2 separate regions of the Homo sapiens genome follow, and region 2 is linked to region 1. Evidence: chromatin contacts called from ENCODE Hi-C or POLR2A ChIA-PET data. All regions are on one chromosome and are shown on one strand. Each heading gives the region's core, a stretch centred on a gene start or an enhancer-like site at or near the end of the contact. The rest is flanking DNA. Distances are from core to core; before and after follow the strand shown. Region 1 holds the start of TRA-CGC1-1 (tRNA-Ala (anticodon CGC) 1-1). Region 2 has its middle 9.1 kb from the start of H1-2.

Region 1 (7,563 bases), core at 2,814-5,313:
TGTAGCAGTACAGTACAGTCCTGATTATTGCAACTTTAGGAAAAGGTCTGATAAAAACCAAGATGCCTCCACATTTTGTCATAATTGTAACCAATTTCACCTCTGTCTCCAGTATCACCACAAAATTGTTCTTCCTTGGAGTGTCTTGGCTATTCTTAGCCAACTGTTCCTCCATATTACTTCTAGAATTAGACCAACAATTTATAAATCAAACAAACCCAAGAGCATTGAAATTTTGATTGGATTTGTATTGAATTTATAGATTAATCTGGTAAACCATGTCATCTTTACAATGTTGTCTTCCAATACATGAATATGGTACAGCTCTTCATTTACTTAGGCCTTTGAAATATCTTTCAATAAAGTTTATAATTTTCTCCATAAAGGTCTTCTTGTTAATATTTCCTAGGGACTTTATGCTTTTTAACACTACTTCGTATGGTATATTTTTAGTTACCACATTTTCTGTTTTTAGCTAATGTTGATTTCGATTTTTGTATCCAGCAGCCTTGCTACCTCTCATTCTTGTATCTGCATATTCTTGTGGGTTTGTTTGTTTTTTTTACATAGACAACCATATATTCTGTGTATACAAACAATTTTGTTTCTTCTTAGTCCTTATTATACCTGTAATTTCTTTTTCAAATGGTCAGCGTAGTCTAGGTGTTGGTGTCTGCTTTTTTTTTTTTTTTTTTTTTTTCCCAGACAGAGTCTCACTCTGTCTTCCAGACTGGAGTGCAGTGGTGTGATCTTGGCTCACTGCAACTTCCACCTCCCGGGTTCAAACGATTCTTCTGCCTCAGCCTCCGAGTACCTGGGACTACAGGCGCGCGCCACCACACCCGGCCAATGTTTGTATTTTTAGTAGAGACGGAGTTTCACCATGTTGGCCATGCTGGTCTCGAACTCCTGACCTCAGGTGATCCACCCGCCTCAGCCTCTCAAAGTGCTGGGATTACAGTCGTGCGCCACCACGCCCGGCCGTGTCTCTGCATTTTTTTTTGAAATGGAGTCTCACTCTGTTACCCAGGCTAGAGTGCAGTGGCGCAATCTCTGCTCACTGCAACCTCCGCCCCCGATTCTCCTGCCTCAGCCTCCCGAGTAGCTGGTATTACAGGCACCTACCACCAGGCCCGGCTAATTTTATTATTATTATTATTTTGCATTTTTAGAAGAGACGGGGTTTTGCCATATTGGCCAGGCTGATCTCAACCTCCTGGCCTCAAGTGATCAGCCCGCCTCGGCCTCCCAAAGTGCTGGGATTACAGGCATCAGCCACCATGCCTGGTGCCATTAGAGTTTCGAGCAAAGAAATGGCACAATCTAAGGTGTTTTATATATGTGTGTGTGTGAGTATGGCTGCTGCATGAGCAATAGACTAAGCTGTCACAGCAATCTAGGCAAAACATGTTGATGATTTGGACATGGTATGGAACGGTGAAGAGGTCTGAGAGAGTTGGCAGTAAATAATGCCAAGCTTGGATGATTGCTTAGCCTTTCTGAGCCACAATCTCCTCAGTAACAAAGCAAGAACTATTATCTATTTTGCAAGGTTTTGAAAAGAATTAGAGATACTTTATGGAAATGACTAGTAGTGCAATTTACCTCATTAGCATATTGATGCATAAAGCTCTGTTGAAGATTTGAAAAAAAGATTCATATTTCCCAGAATCTTACATCGCCACTGAAAAACAAGGAAAAAAGACAATTCGATTACTCCACAAAACTGAGACCCAGGCCACTCCATATGGAGCCCTTACTAAAACCAGTAAGTAGCATATATAGTAAAACTGGAATTACATAATAGCATTTTTTTCCATTGTAATAGTGAATTGCTGGCATTTCTACTTTGTCATGCCGTATTACCATCCTTCATCTGCTCAACTATTCCCAATCCATTTTATTTGATAAACAGCAAACATTTATCTGCACTTTATGCCTGACAACAGATTAGGATCAAAGATAAAAGAAATATTCCCTGTTCTCAGCTCAAAGTTGAATGAGAGCCTGGTGCAGTGGCTCACACCTGTAATCCCAGCACTTTGGGAGGCCAAGGCGGGCAGATCATTTGAGGTCAAGAGTTTGAGACCAGCCTGACCAACATAGTGAAACCCTGTCTCCTACTAAAAATACCAAAATATTAGCCAGGCGTGGTGGCGCATCCCTGCAGTCCCAGCTACTCAAGAGGCTGAGGCAGGAGAATCGCTTGAACCGGGGAGGCGGAGGTTGCAGAGAGCCGAGATGGCGCCACTGCACTCCAGCCTGGGCGACAGAGTGAAACTCCATCTCAAAAAAAAAAAAAAAAAAAAAAAAAGTTGAATGGGATAGAGAGATAGGTCACCATACAGTAGTGTGCTCTCTGTTATAACACAGCAAGAGACCCAAACCCTGATGCCAGGGCATGAAGGTGCCTTAGGGAGGACTTCCTGGAGTATGTTGACATATGACCAGCAAAATGAAAACAGAAAGGAGCTGGTCAAGCAAGGAGTGGGGAAAAGGCTTCCAGTAAGAATAATAACATTTACGAAGATGTTAAGAGAATATGGATAGTGCATATAGATGTGCATAGTAGTTGTTTACTTTTATTCTTTTTCACCCCTCTTGCTGTCATCTTAGGTGCATAGTAGATGTTCAATAAATTATTGTTGGATCAAAAAATTAAGATGAATAACCAAATTATATCAGGTTTCTGACTATAATAAAAGAGAATTATTAAGTGTTGTTGCCAAACTGTGTGCCCAGTGATTTACATGAAAAATTTTATTTCGAAAACCCTATGAGCTGAGTAGTATTGTTCTCATTTAACTTTACATTTAGACAAACATAAATTTAGACATATATCAGCCTGGGTGATCTAGAGGTTTTTTTGTTTGCTTGTTTGTTTTTTTGAGACGGAGTTTCACTCTTGTCGCCCAGGCTGGAGTGCATTAGCGCGATCTCAGCTCACTGCAACCTCCGCCTCCCGGGTTCAAGTGATTCTCTTGTCTCACCCTGCCGAGTGGCTGGAATTACAGGCGCCTGCCACCATGTCTGGCTAATCTTTTGTATTTGTTTTAGTCGAGACAGGGTTTCACCATTTTTGCCAGGCTGGTCTCGAACTCCTGACCTCGTGATCCACCCGCCTCGGCCTCCCAAAGTGCTGGGATTACAGGCGTGAGCCACCACGCCCGGCCTAGAGTTTTTAATAACCAAATTTCTGACCCTCACATCTGAGGCACTGAGCATGGAAGAGTTGGAAAGAAGAGGGAGGGAAACTTATTTTTCTGTATCTGTTCTTGCACCACTACCTTCTTTTCTCAATAGTTGTTGTGTTACAGAAAAAGGGTCCCGATCCAGACCCCAAGGGAGGGTTCTTGGCTCTCCCGCAAGAAAGAATTCAGGGCGAGTCCGCAGTGCAAAGTAAAAGCAGGTTTATTAAGAAAGTTAAGTAGTGAAAGTACAGCTACTCCATAGACAGAGTAGGGTGTTCCTGAAACGCGGAGGAAAGTGTCCACCCTAGATACATACCTGTAAGTATGGGGAGATGTGCTCTGCTACAAGGGTCTGTGATAAAGGATTAATTTTCTTATTATATTTTGTAAGAATCGATATTATTATCTTTAAAGCAAAATTTGGAATGCCTTTGTTCTCCAGATATGGGGACATCTAGACACTCCCAAGTCTGGGTCTGTTTAGTAAACATTATTAATTTGTTCCCTTAACCATAAACATCTAGAGGCTAGGAATGCCTGACTTTCTGGGAATGCAGCCCAGCAAAAGTCCCGGCCTCGTTTTCCTAGCCCTCACTCAAAATGGAGTCGCTCTGGTTCGAATGCCTCTCACAGAAATCCCGCTAAAATGTACCTCCCTCGGTTGCGGTGAGCCGTGATCGTGCCACTGCACTCCAGCCTGGGAGATAGAGTGAGAACTCCGTCTCAAAAAAAAAAAAAAAAAATACCTCCTTCTTCTCTCAAAACTCTCCAATGGCTTCCACCCTGGGTCATCAACATGGCCTGGAAGAGCCGTACTCTGGATACCCGAGGGCGCGGCCCCAGCGCCGCGACGCCCCGCCCCTCTGGCTGCTCCGCTCTGGGATGCACTTCCGACGCCCTCTAGGCTTGGGAGTTCCGCGCCTCTCGGTGTCGCCTGGGGGGCGTGCTCCGGTTGGCGCACTGATTCCCAGTTGGGTAGGGGAGGCTTGACTGAGCTCCCACCCGGAATTTCACCTTAGACCTTTAAAGACCTTGCTCCGGCCTCCCGCGCCAGCGCTAACACCTAGTCCTCTTTAGTGGAGTTCCGGCGGAAGGGGATGGCGGGCACCCGACGGTGGTCTCCTCCCAGATGGCGAATTTCCGCGGCTTCTTCATCTTTTAGCTCCCAGGGAGCCCTCTGGCCCCAGCATGAAGCCCATGGAGCCCTTTTCAAAATTGTATTTTTAAAAGCTTTTAAAAAATACACAGGATTTTAAAGAAAGCCAATTGTACTACAAAACAGTTTTCAAACGATTAAAATAATTTCATAGAGTAATGTGTGCTTCTCATTAATGCATTAAATATTAAACATCAAGACCCGTCTTATGACTGCTGTAATTTTCAAACAGTTGTCTTGGGTATTTGTAACAACTGTATTGTGATACAAAAATATGTGATTTTTCTTTTCTTTTTTTTTAGACAGAGTCTCCCTCTGTCGCCTAGGCTGGAGTGCAGTGGCGTGGTCTCTGCTCACTGCAAGCTCCGCCTCCCGGGTTCACGCCATTCTCCTGCCTCAGCCTCCCGAGTAGCTGGGACTACAGGTGCCCGCCACCAATTTTGTTTTTGTATTTTTAGTAGAGACGGGGTTTCACCGTATTAGCCAGGATGGTCTTGATCTCCTGACCTGGTGATCCGCCCGCCTCGGCCTCCCAAAGTGCTGGAATTACAGGCATGAGCCACCACCCCCGGCCAAAAATATGTGATTTTTCTTGATGACAGAGTCGTAGTTACTTCTCTTTCAATTGTGGTTTGTTACCTGTATTAGTAAGTGAAAGATATGTTAAATTTCAGTTAGAATAGACTAGAATCAGAAATAATCAGAATGCAGTGTGTGTGTTAAGAGTAAGGAATAGTTCATGCAACTTTTGTTTCTGTTACATATGTATGACTGAATTACGATGTAAACTAAACTAAATTGTAGGTCACCACCAAAAAAATGAAAGCTACTGCCACTAGGCCCAAGTTCTGGGTGAAGAACCACGTCTGTTTACCTGGGCAACCCCATGGATCAGGAAAGCAGGGGATCAGAAAGGAGCACGCTAATAGAGAAAAGAGGGAGCCTGTGCATTTTTGTTGCTTTTCAAGAAAGAGTTTAACCTTTAACAACTTGTAGCCATTGTTATTGCAACTTTTACTCCTATTGCAGATGAAAAGCTTTGTGCGCTGTGGCTCCCTTTCCAAAAGGCCCATCTATTTTCTAAACAGCTCCTAGGTTATGAGACCTATGGTCAGCTCAAGAGTCCTTCATTTATTCGGGGATATCAGCCCGTGACTTGACCTTAACCTTCCTCTCTCTAACTGCAGTAACCTCTCCCGCCTTGTCCATAGTTTCCCTTCCGCTGTCTCAGTTACCCCCTTCAACCGTGGTCCAAAAATATTAAATGAAAATTCCAGAAATAAAAAATTCATAAGTTTCAAATAACTCCCCTTTCTCAGTAGCGTCATGAAATCTCCCACCCGCCCGAGGATCATCCCTTTGTCCAGACTATCCACGCGGTATGCGCTCCCCACATCTTAGTCACTTAGTATTCATCCTGGTTATCAGATCGAAAAAACATAGTATACTATGGTACTATCCGAGGTTTCAGGCATTCACTGTGTGTCTTGGAACATATCTCCTGCTGATAAGGAAAGAATACTGTACGTATTGGGTTAAAAATGAAGAAATGGAAATAAAAAAGGAGAAATACAGCGACACCTGAACAGGGACTTGAAACCTGGTTCCTCAGATTAAAAGTCCATGGCCATACTGACTGAGCTACCAAGCTTCATACAAAATGTCCAAACTGCATCAACCCTGGTTTATTAATCTATGTATCTGACCTAGAAGGTGATTTTAGAAGGTTCAGCTGCGATTTTAATAAGGACCTGGTAATTTAGAAATTCTTGCTAATAACAGCACAGAAGCTCAGCCATAACGAGGGTCCGTTTTAAGACCGAGGTCTAACCATATTACAAATCCATACTAACATCCCCCCAAAATTCTATCTATCTATCTATCTATCTATCTATCTATCTATCTATCATCTATCTATCTATCTACCCACCTACCCATCTACCTATCTTTCTACACGCATATATATGTATTCATATAATCCAGTCCAGTCAAGGACTAACAGAATGCTCGCCTTCAGTTCCTAGGCTTCCCAGATAAATATCTCAAATCCTCTCTCTAAACTTGGGCCCAAACAAAACATTTTCAAAAGTAACCTGATCTGACGCTGGTGCACATAAAGGGGAGTAATTGAATCACCTTTTCGGCGACGGACTTAGGGAAGCTGTTGTGAGACGAAAGATAGAGAAAACTGATTTAGCAGTTCTTGGTTTCACCTGCCTTGGTTTTCCTTAAAAAAGGAAAAATAAATTAAAGAAGTTTGTGAAGAAGCGTCCTCACTCTCCTTTTTCTTGTCAGATTTCCAGGTAGTTGTCAATAGTTCTATCCCTGGGTCAGTAGGTTAAGTATTTGACAAGCATGTCTGATGGCTGGAAGGTTTTCCACACTTTGAAAACTGATGGATGCTGCCCCATTAACCATTTCAGGATTTTGTTCGACAAATAAAAGAGAATTTAGTTTCAGCAGTCCGCAAATCTTAGAATTTTGGGGACAGAGATGGGGACGGGGACAGATATGGGAGGACGGAGACGGCGGGGCGGTGGGGTGGTAGCAGAAATCTTTCACAAACAACTAGGGAGAGCTACAAAGAACGGTTTCTTAGGGTAGGGGATGTAGCTCAGTGGTAGAGCGCATGCTTCGCATGTATGAGGTCCCGGGTTCGATCCCCGGCATCTCCAAGTTGTTTTATCCTATCTGCCCAATACTATTAGAAACTATATTTCAAAATGTGAAATAATTGTGTTTTGTATCCTCCACTTCTTTAACTTTTTATGGCTTTCTTTTAGCCACTGTATGTAGAATTGTATATGGAGCACGGGGAACAAGATTGCTTTGAAGTATTTTGAACTATCTATGTGAAACAAATGGAATTGAGAACACAGAAAAACATGCCCAATGGGGAGATGACAGAAGAGGAGCAACCTGGAAAGTTGCCCGGAACCCATTAATGAGCCCTATTTGTGGTATATGGTTTGCCTTTAGGGCAGAAATAATCTTGGCTTGAGAACATGGAAAGGGGAGGGAAGACGGGCTATTGTTAGTCCTGTGAGTCATAGGATGATAAAAATAGGACAAATATCGAAAGAAGGATGAATCTCAGCTCAGCACGGGCGAATTTGGCTGCTCTAGTGCACCGGTCTCCCGTAGGGGAATAACAAAAATGAAAACATTCCGAAACACTGATGAAATTCTTGATGCAGTTTTTAAAACTTCTTGGAG
Region 2 (7,563 bases), core at 3,085-5,584, 480 kb before region 1:
GCAAGACTCTGTCCAGAAAAATAAATACATAAATATAAAATTTAAAAATATAAATAAATACATAGAGAGTATTACAAAAGGAACAATATATTGCAAAATATATTTACCTAACATTTTGAAATTGCCATTATAATTGTATAAGTGACATAGGAAACTGGGTCATTAACAGCTATCTTATTCTTCAAGCTTCTTTCAAATGATGTCAAAGCATTTCAGAAAGTCAAACCTACCCTCAAAGGATAAGAATTTGTCAATTGTGAGGATATGCACATTTTTACACCTTCTCAATCTGTGTCTATATGAAGGCAGTTATAAAGCACAAGATGCAAACGTATATTAGGCAATAGTCTTCATCAGAATAAGTACATAACCTGACACAATGACTATATTGGAAGAAACATGGAAATGCAAATTTCAATAGATTGGTTGACATTATTTTTTAATGTCTAGTTTTTTACTGTGCTGTGTTTTTACACACTTAATGAGCACTTGTTAAGCACAGGACACCAGGAGAAATAATAAAAACTAAGATCAGCCTAGCAGTGTGTCCTCTCAAGAACTTATACCTGGTGGGACAGATACAGACAAATATAACCATCATACAGTGTGAGAAATCGATAGAAAAGACACAGCCACTGAGAGCACAAAAGAATAAAAACATAAAATGTTAATGTGCTGGCTAAACGTTTGCCTTCAAGTATTTACCAGTCTAGCTGGGAAAATAAGACAGAAGACAACAGCCTAAAATAGTGGTTCTTAAACATTTAGATATCAGGACTTCTTTACACTCCTAAAAACTATCAGGCCTCCAAAAAATATTTTGCTAAATATAGGCATTTATCACTTTGGAAAACAAAGCTGAGTATTAATTATTTAATTATTTATATTAATATTTATTTGATAACCTTTAAAATATTATAAAATTAATATTTATTTATAATGCATATATGTGATTATATAGTTCATATGTAGCCATATATTTATCATATATACCATAGATTTATGTTATATATTACATATGTATGAAGAAAAAATGGAAAGTAAACCCAAAAGTTCCCCATTCCCTAACCCATTCAAAACCCTGGAAGTCCCAGGCTAATCTGAAACTTGTAAAACTGCCTGCATGTAGAGAGCACAGCTGAGCTGGTAGTGTGGAAGAGCAGAAAGACAGCAGTTCTGGAGCAAGGAAGCTTTATATTTAATCCCAGTTTCTCCATTCATGAGCTTGGTTACCCTGCCAAGTTCCTTCTCTGTAAAATGGGAATAATACTCCCAGAAATACAGTGAGGATTAAATTAGATAATGTGCATACAGTTCCTGGGATTGGGATCAGCACACAGTAGCCTCTCATTTGAGGCATATTTGCATTAGATCCTTGCTGTATGATATCCTTCTGTTTCTTTCTTTTTTTTTTTTTTCCTTTGGTGACCCTAAGAAAGATGGTACTCTCCTTAACTTGGAGGGCTGGATGCGAAGAGACCAAATCCAACAAGCTGGTTCATTCTTTCTAATTATGTGTGCTTCCCTTAGCTGCCTCTGAAAGGATACAGGCCCTAGGTACTAGCCCCAAGAAGCCTAATGATAAGAGATAGAGCTGGACCACCAGAGAAGAGATGAGTGTGTATGTGTGTGTGTGCAAGCAATTATATGTGTGCATTTAGGAGTGGTAGGTGTGTAAACAGTCTAGAACACTCATTCTCACTGTGATGTGAGGATGTATCCCCACATCACTGTTCTGGGAGCTCACTCCTTGTCCATCATCCAAGCTTATGATGGACAATTCTTTCCCAAGTGGGAAAGAATTCTGATGACACTCACATAACTACCCAGTCCCAACTTTCTGTATCCAAGGTGTGTGCATACCTTTGATAGCAGGCAGGTGTGCCTAGCCAATATATTAGGAGCATGGTATTCCAGCACTCTGCACTTTTTTACTATAGAATTCATCTCAACCTGCTTACATTACATGAAAGTTTTGATTGATATCAAATTTTTATTATGTTTGCTTATCAAAGGATTTGTAATTATGCTTCAGTTGATACATAGATTGTTTATATTTTTCATGGTTACTTGAAGCACTTATATTTTCCTCATACTTTTACAAAGTAATCAAGGAAAAATACAGAGGCAGCTTAGTATATTAGTCAAAAGAATAATTAGACTGTCTTGGAACCTGGAATGTCTGAGTTCAAATTCAATTTTGCCGTTTTACCAGCTGTGTGACTTTGGGTGAGTTAATAAACCTTTTCGTGTCTCAGTGTTCTCACATGTAAAGAGACAATAATAAGCCTACCTGTTTCATGGGTCATTATGAGGATTAAGGAGTTAACATTTAAATAGTTCTTAGAACAACCTCTGACATATTTTAAGTACAAAAATATATACATATATTAAATAATAACTTTTCTAAAACATCCTACCTACAATCTTGTGTGCAAATTGGTGGCTCAATTCTGCAACTGTTGTTGGTGGTGTTGTTGTTAAGCTTTTGTTTGTCATGACTGTTATCAGTAATATTAATACAGACAGTTAACTGAACCCTTCCTCTGCACCAGGCATTATATGGACTATTTTCATTCTGACTCCCTGCATTCTATGAGACAACCACCATTGTAATCATTCTCACGTTGCCAATAAGGAAATGGAGAATGAGAATTCAGACTTCTCCAAGAAGTGCTGCAGACTGATTATAAATCATGCATCCTAAACACACACATATTAAAGTATCAACTAAATCAAACAGAATAAAACTTTTGTTTTTCTATCTACAAAATGCATGAATTAAAATATGCCCCAACTACTTAACTAATATATTTAGTAAGTAGAGGGATGGAAGCGTTTTCACTCCTTCAATACATTCTTCATCAACCTCTCTCACCTTACCCCTCTGTCACAGGCATTTCCTATGTCATGCGGTTTTTCTGATGTACGCTAGGTGGCAGTCAAAACCACGAACTCTTGAAAGAGAGTATATTCCTATTTTTCTGCAGCCTCAACCTCCAGGGCTCAAACGATCCTCCTGCCTCAGCCTCCTGAGTAGCTGGGGCCACAGGTGCGAGCCACCACACCTGGCTAACTTTTACATTTTTGATAGAGACGGGGTCGCCATGTTAGCCAGCCTGGTATCGAATTCCTGACCTCAGGTGATCTGCCCGCCTCAGCCTCCCAAAATGTTGGAATAACAGGAGTGAGCCACAGTACCTGGCCGGTAATTTTTAACTTCTAGCTATACACTTAGTTTTTTGTCCTTTTCAGTGGACAGAAATTATAATGCCTGTTTGACAGGGGATAATTCTGAGGCACTGGGAAGCCATGAGACTGCATGGATTGCACAGGCAGGCAAGAACATGGGAAGGAACAAGTGTCTTAGACACTTGTCTCAGTGGTCTAGAAAAATCATGCTAGCTGATTCATTCACTCCACAAACAACTGATCAACATCTTCAAGAAGCCTAACAATGTACTGAGTTCAGGGGACAAGAAAATAATTCAGACAGGCTCTACCTTCATGGTGGTGTTTGAAGAATAGGGATCTAGAAAACGGTAGGTAATAGTGGCTGTGCAAAAGATATCAGAGATGATATGAAAAGGAGGGACTAGACCATTTTACCCAGGAGTGGAGGTTAAACATAGGGTCTTTAAGGGAAACGTAAAAATATTAATTCTTTTCATTTTTGAAGTAAAATGACCATCGCTTCTCGGCCGTTTGGCTAAGAACAAGTGAAGTAAAATGACTGAGGATGACAGACATAAATACTGCTATACAAACATGGTAGCACTGAAATTGGCTCTTGCCTGACAGGAAGCAAAATTATAAAATTCATTATTTAGATATATCAATAATGATGGTGATCAGGCTGTAATAATAATGTTATTAATCATTATGTATCAATAAGAATACAGGTGTGTGACTTTACAATGTGCCTAAGAGCAACCCAATATTTTGATTGTAAACCACATTCCCTTAAACACACACACACCTCAAACAAGACCCCATAAAGCAGACTGCACTAAAGTGGAGGTTATGTAAAAGTCCAACAGAATAAGAACCCTCCCCCATTGTGTATTAATCTGTGAACTAAAAAAAAATTTCATTAAATTGAAAATATCTAATTGTCAACTAGCAATTTTAAAGAGTTTAGGCAGAAAATGAAATATAAAGCTTTTTTTTAACTTTTAGATTTTTCAAAGCTAGCAGAACTGCTGAAGAATAACAATTCAAAACATAGGTTTGCTTTGGTTTCAATCTCTGTAGCCAAAGGCATTTACAATGTAGGATGTTGTTTGTGCTTTCAGACACTAGATGACGCTCCAAATCAAAATGCCGGTAGTTGGACAGCCCCTGATCAAGCCGCCCGGCAAATCATTAACTGGGTTGACACTGTATTACTCAGCAGATTTCAAAACTCATTCACATACAGAGTCTTTTGGTGGACAAAAATAATTATTACCCACAATTGACAGTGACAGTACTGAGAAGCTGGGAAACTGAAGTAGGACCCTGGAGCAGCCAAGTACAGAGACTGGCTCCCAGGACCTTAGGAGTTAATACTATTCCTAAAGAGAATAAATTGTCAAATAGACAAGAAATTCATGTGGGTTGATGCATTCACTTCCCCAAAACAATTATTAAGCAGTAGAAATGATAACTACGCTGGTAGTGGAAATAGTTTACAGTAAAAGGGAGAAGACATGCAAAAACCAAAAAAAAAAACGGGGCCGGGCGCAGTGGCTCACTCCTGTAATCCCAGCACTTTGGGAGGCTGAGGCGGGCCGATCACGAGGTCAGGAGATCGAGACCATCCTGGTTAACAAAGTGAAACCCCGTATCTACTAAAAATACAAAAATTAGCCGGGCTTGGTGGTGGGTGCCTGTAGTCCCAGCTGCTCAGGAGGCTGAGGCAGGAGAATGGCGTGAATCCGGGAGGCGGAGCTTGCAGTGAGCGGAGATCACACCACTGCACTCCAGCCTGGGCAACAGAGCAAGACTCCGTCTCCAAACAACAACAACAAAAAAACAGGCAGTGATGTTTTATGTGGGTCAGTGTGAAGTAGAGATCAAAGGAGAAAACGGCCAATCTTACCAAATAATGGATGCAGAAATAATCTTCATGGAGAAGCCACTTTAATTATGTCTTAAATGAGAGTAACAAATTAAACATAAGAACCTGTAGGGGCTAAGGGAAAACTTACTCTTTGGCCTCTGAAGAGTCGCTGAAAACCACCGACAAGAGGAAGATTAATAGGATAAAATGCATCCAATTTATTATTATTATTATTATTATTATTATTATTATTATTATTTTTAGACGGAGTCTCACTCTGTCACCAGGCTGGAGTGCAGTGGCGCAATCTCGGCTCACTGCAACCTCCGCCTCCCGAGTTCAAGCAATTCTCCTGCCTCAGCCTCCCCAGTAGCTGGGACTACAGGCATGTGCCACCACGCCCAGCTAACTTTTGTATTTTTAATAGAGACGGGGTTTCACCATTTCGGCTAGGGTGGTCTTGACCTCGTGGTCTGCCCGCCTCAGCTCCCAAAGTGCTGGGATTACAGGCGTGAGCCATTGCACCCGGCTGCATCCAATTTATTAATGTGTATATTAATAAATTATCCAATTTATATCCAATTTATTAATGTGTATTAACATGTACAGGGGAAATTGTCCATTTTTATTTTTTAGATTCAACAAAGTATGGGCCGCCGTGTAGAAATAGGATTGCTAATAAACAGAGTAGGGAAACCCAGCAAGGCCTGTCTGTCTAGATTCTTCTTCGCCTCTCTGTGCAGCATTCCTTCCTTCTGGATCCTCTCTGGAATGCGGTCTGGTGATCTATGATCAAATAAGGTAGTTCAGATAATTTCTTTATGGCCAGTTTTTACACAGAAAAACAGAGGGAAAGTTAGAGTAATATTTTTAGGTTTTATGGCTGGGCTCTGGGGAAAAGGTGTTTTGATTTCTATGACCTAACTTGAGGAAGAGGAATTCTCATTTCTATGGCTAGACTCCGGGGAGAATGGGACTCAGAGACAGGAGGGCAGGAGAAGATCAGAGAAAAACTTTGGCTTCTGCGGTCTTTATTTTGGGGTATTGTTTTCTGAGTTCCAACAAACCCCAAGGACCTACAAAGACTGCATACTTTTTTTTTCCTTTTTATTAATTGTGAGATAACCACAGCATAGGCAATTTGTTTTTTGTTTTTGTTTTTGAGACAGGATTTTGCATTGTTGCCCAGGCTGGAGTGCAGTGGCATAATCATAGCTCACTGCGTCCCCAAACTTCTAGGCTCAAGAGATCCTCCCAGCTTAGCCACAACTGAGAGGTGCTACTAGCATTTAGTGAGTAGAGAACAGATATGACTAGAGGTTCATTAAGTGTTTTGAGCCTTTACAGCTTCAAAATTGTCTTTGCTAACCCCTAACTTTTGGATGCTACAGAGGGCCCCTGGAGTATCCAAAGGAGAGGTAAACAGGATCATTTGACACGTTTAGTTATATAGGATTGTTGAAATAAGGTGATATTTGATCTTCAGGTCATATTTCAGTGAAAACTGTGAATGTGTGTTCCAAAATTATAGGGGATTTCTAGAGTTCTGATATCTGAGTTTGTGTCATCAGTTATAATTAGAGTTATTGTGTTAGGCTATTGTAAATCACAGAGGTGACTAAATTTCTTTGTCAATTGTGTTTTTGACTGTGACTACCCTAGGACATTTTAACATTCATAGACAAATGTTGTCTTGTTTTGAAACTCTGCAAAGAATGGATTATAACCCTCAATTGCAGGTTTCTGATAACTTTGAAGATTGTGAACAGGAGTTAACTAGGTGAGCTGAACTATTGGAAAACTAATCTTCTTGACTCTTGCCTCTGTACCTAATTCTTCCTGGATGCAGGACAAGAACTCAGGCAAAGGTGCTGCAGCATAAAGTCTGGCCAGAGAAACTGACACTCCAGAGGTTTTGTAACAATATTTTATGTTAAATAATTTATACGTATTTCCTATTCTAAGCATTTCAAGTGATTGTAAAAACTCAACTCATGAAAACTTATAGCTGAGATGATGTATCCTGTGATTTTTAACTCAACTTTATACCAATCTAAGTTGATTAGCATTCTTACAAAGTTTAAGAAGTTAAGATTTGCCATATTAAGTATTGTCTTAAGATTTTTAAGAATTGAAAAATTTGGAGCAGTTTTGTTCATTAGTCAATTGGATACTTTAAAAGTCCAGTATGTCAGATTTAAAAATTGCAATTTATAAGTTTTCTTCTTAAAGTTCGTCAAATTGCAAAAGCCTTGCCAAAAATGAATGTTAAAAATTTGGTAGATTATTTGTTCTATGGGTTCTATGGGAAAAAATTGGTAGATTAATAAATGCCAATAGTAAGCATTGTAAATTGAATTTAAAAGTTTAAGGAAGAGCTATTAATTTAATTTTGTCATAATAATGAATTGAATGTTGTTTTTTAAGTACCATAGTACTTGCTGAATGATCTTTCTGTATGGAAAAGGACATAAAAATGCACATTGGTAACATCAACTCTATTTCAGCGGCGGGATTGT

What was found. Hi-C counts contacts between places; a loop is a spot of excess contacts on that map. ChIA-PET counts read pairs that join two places held with the same protein, here RNA polymerase II (POLR2A). Pooled maps may share reads with other maps.
Region 2: a pooled map shows a loop between it and region 1 (2.0-fold over the local background). The contact joins two enhancer-like sites. A Hi-C loop is called at or near these places in 2 of 168 maps with a recorded cell type or tissue (A673 and CD8-positive, alpha-beta T cell), 1 of 37 single-sample maps with no recorded cell type and 7 of 50 pooled maps. POLR2A ChIA-PET finds 5 or more read pairs at or near these places in 1 of 52 experiments (PC-9).

The regions. Positions count from the first base shown.
Region 1 is chr6:26,546,553-26,554,115 of GRCh38, forward strand. It overlaps HMGN4 (high mobility group nucleosomal binding domain 4), which reads left to right. Exons shown (of 2, transcript NM_006353.3): 2 at 1-381. TRA-CGC1-1 (tRNA-Ala (anticodon CGC) 1-1) reads left to right here and starts at 6,951; the gene lies at 6,951-7,022. RefSeq lists enhancers at 2,584-3,538, 3,798-4,332, 4,317-4,366, a cis regulatory region at 6,634-7,563 and silencers at 6,907-6,956, 7,547-7,563. Within about 2 kb of position 4,064, at least 11 of the 41 ENCODE cell types and tissues checked have a DNase peak (open chromatin) inside an H3K27ac peak, as active enhancers do.
Region 2 is chr6:26,061,782-26,069,344 of GRCh38, forward strand. No RefSeq gene overlaps it. Among named protein-coding and RNA genes, the nearest start is that of H1-2, 9.1 kb to the left of the region's middle. RefSeq lists a silencer at 2,846-2,985 and an enhancer at 4,832-5,331. Within about 2 kb of position 4,335, at least 7 of the 41 ENCODE cell types and tissues checked have a DNase peak (open chromatin) inside an H3K27ac peak, as active enhancers do.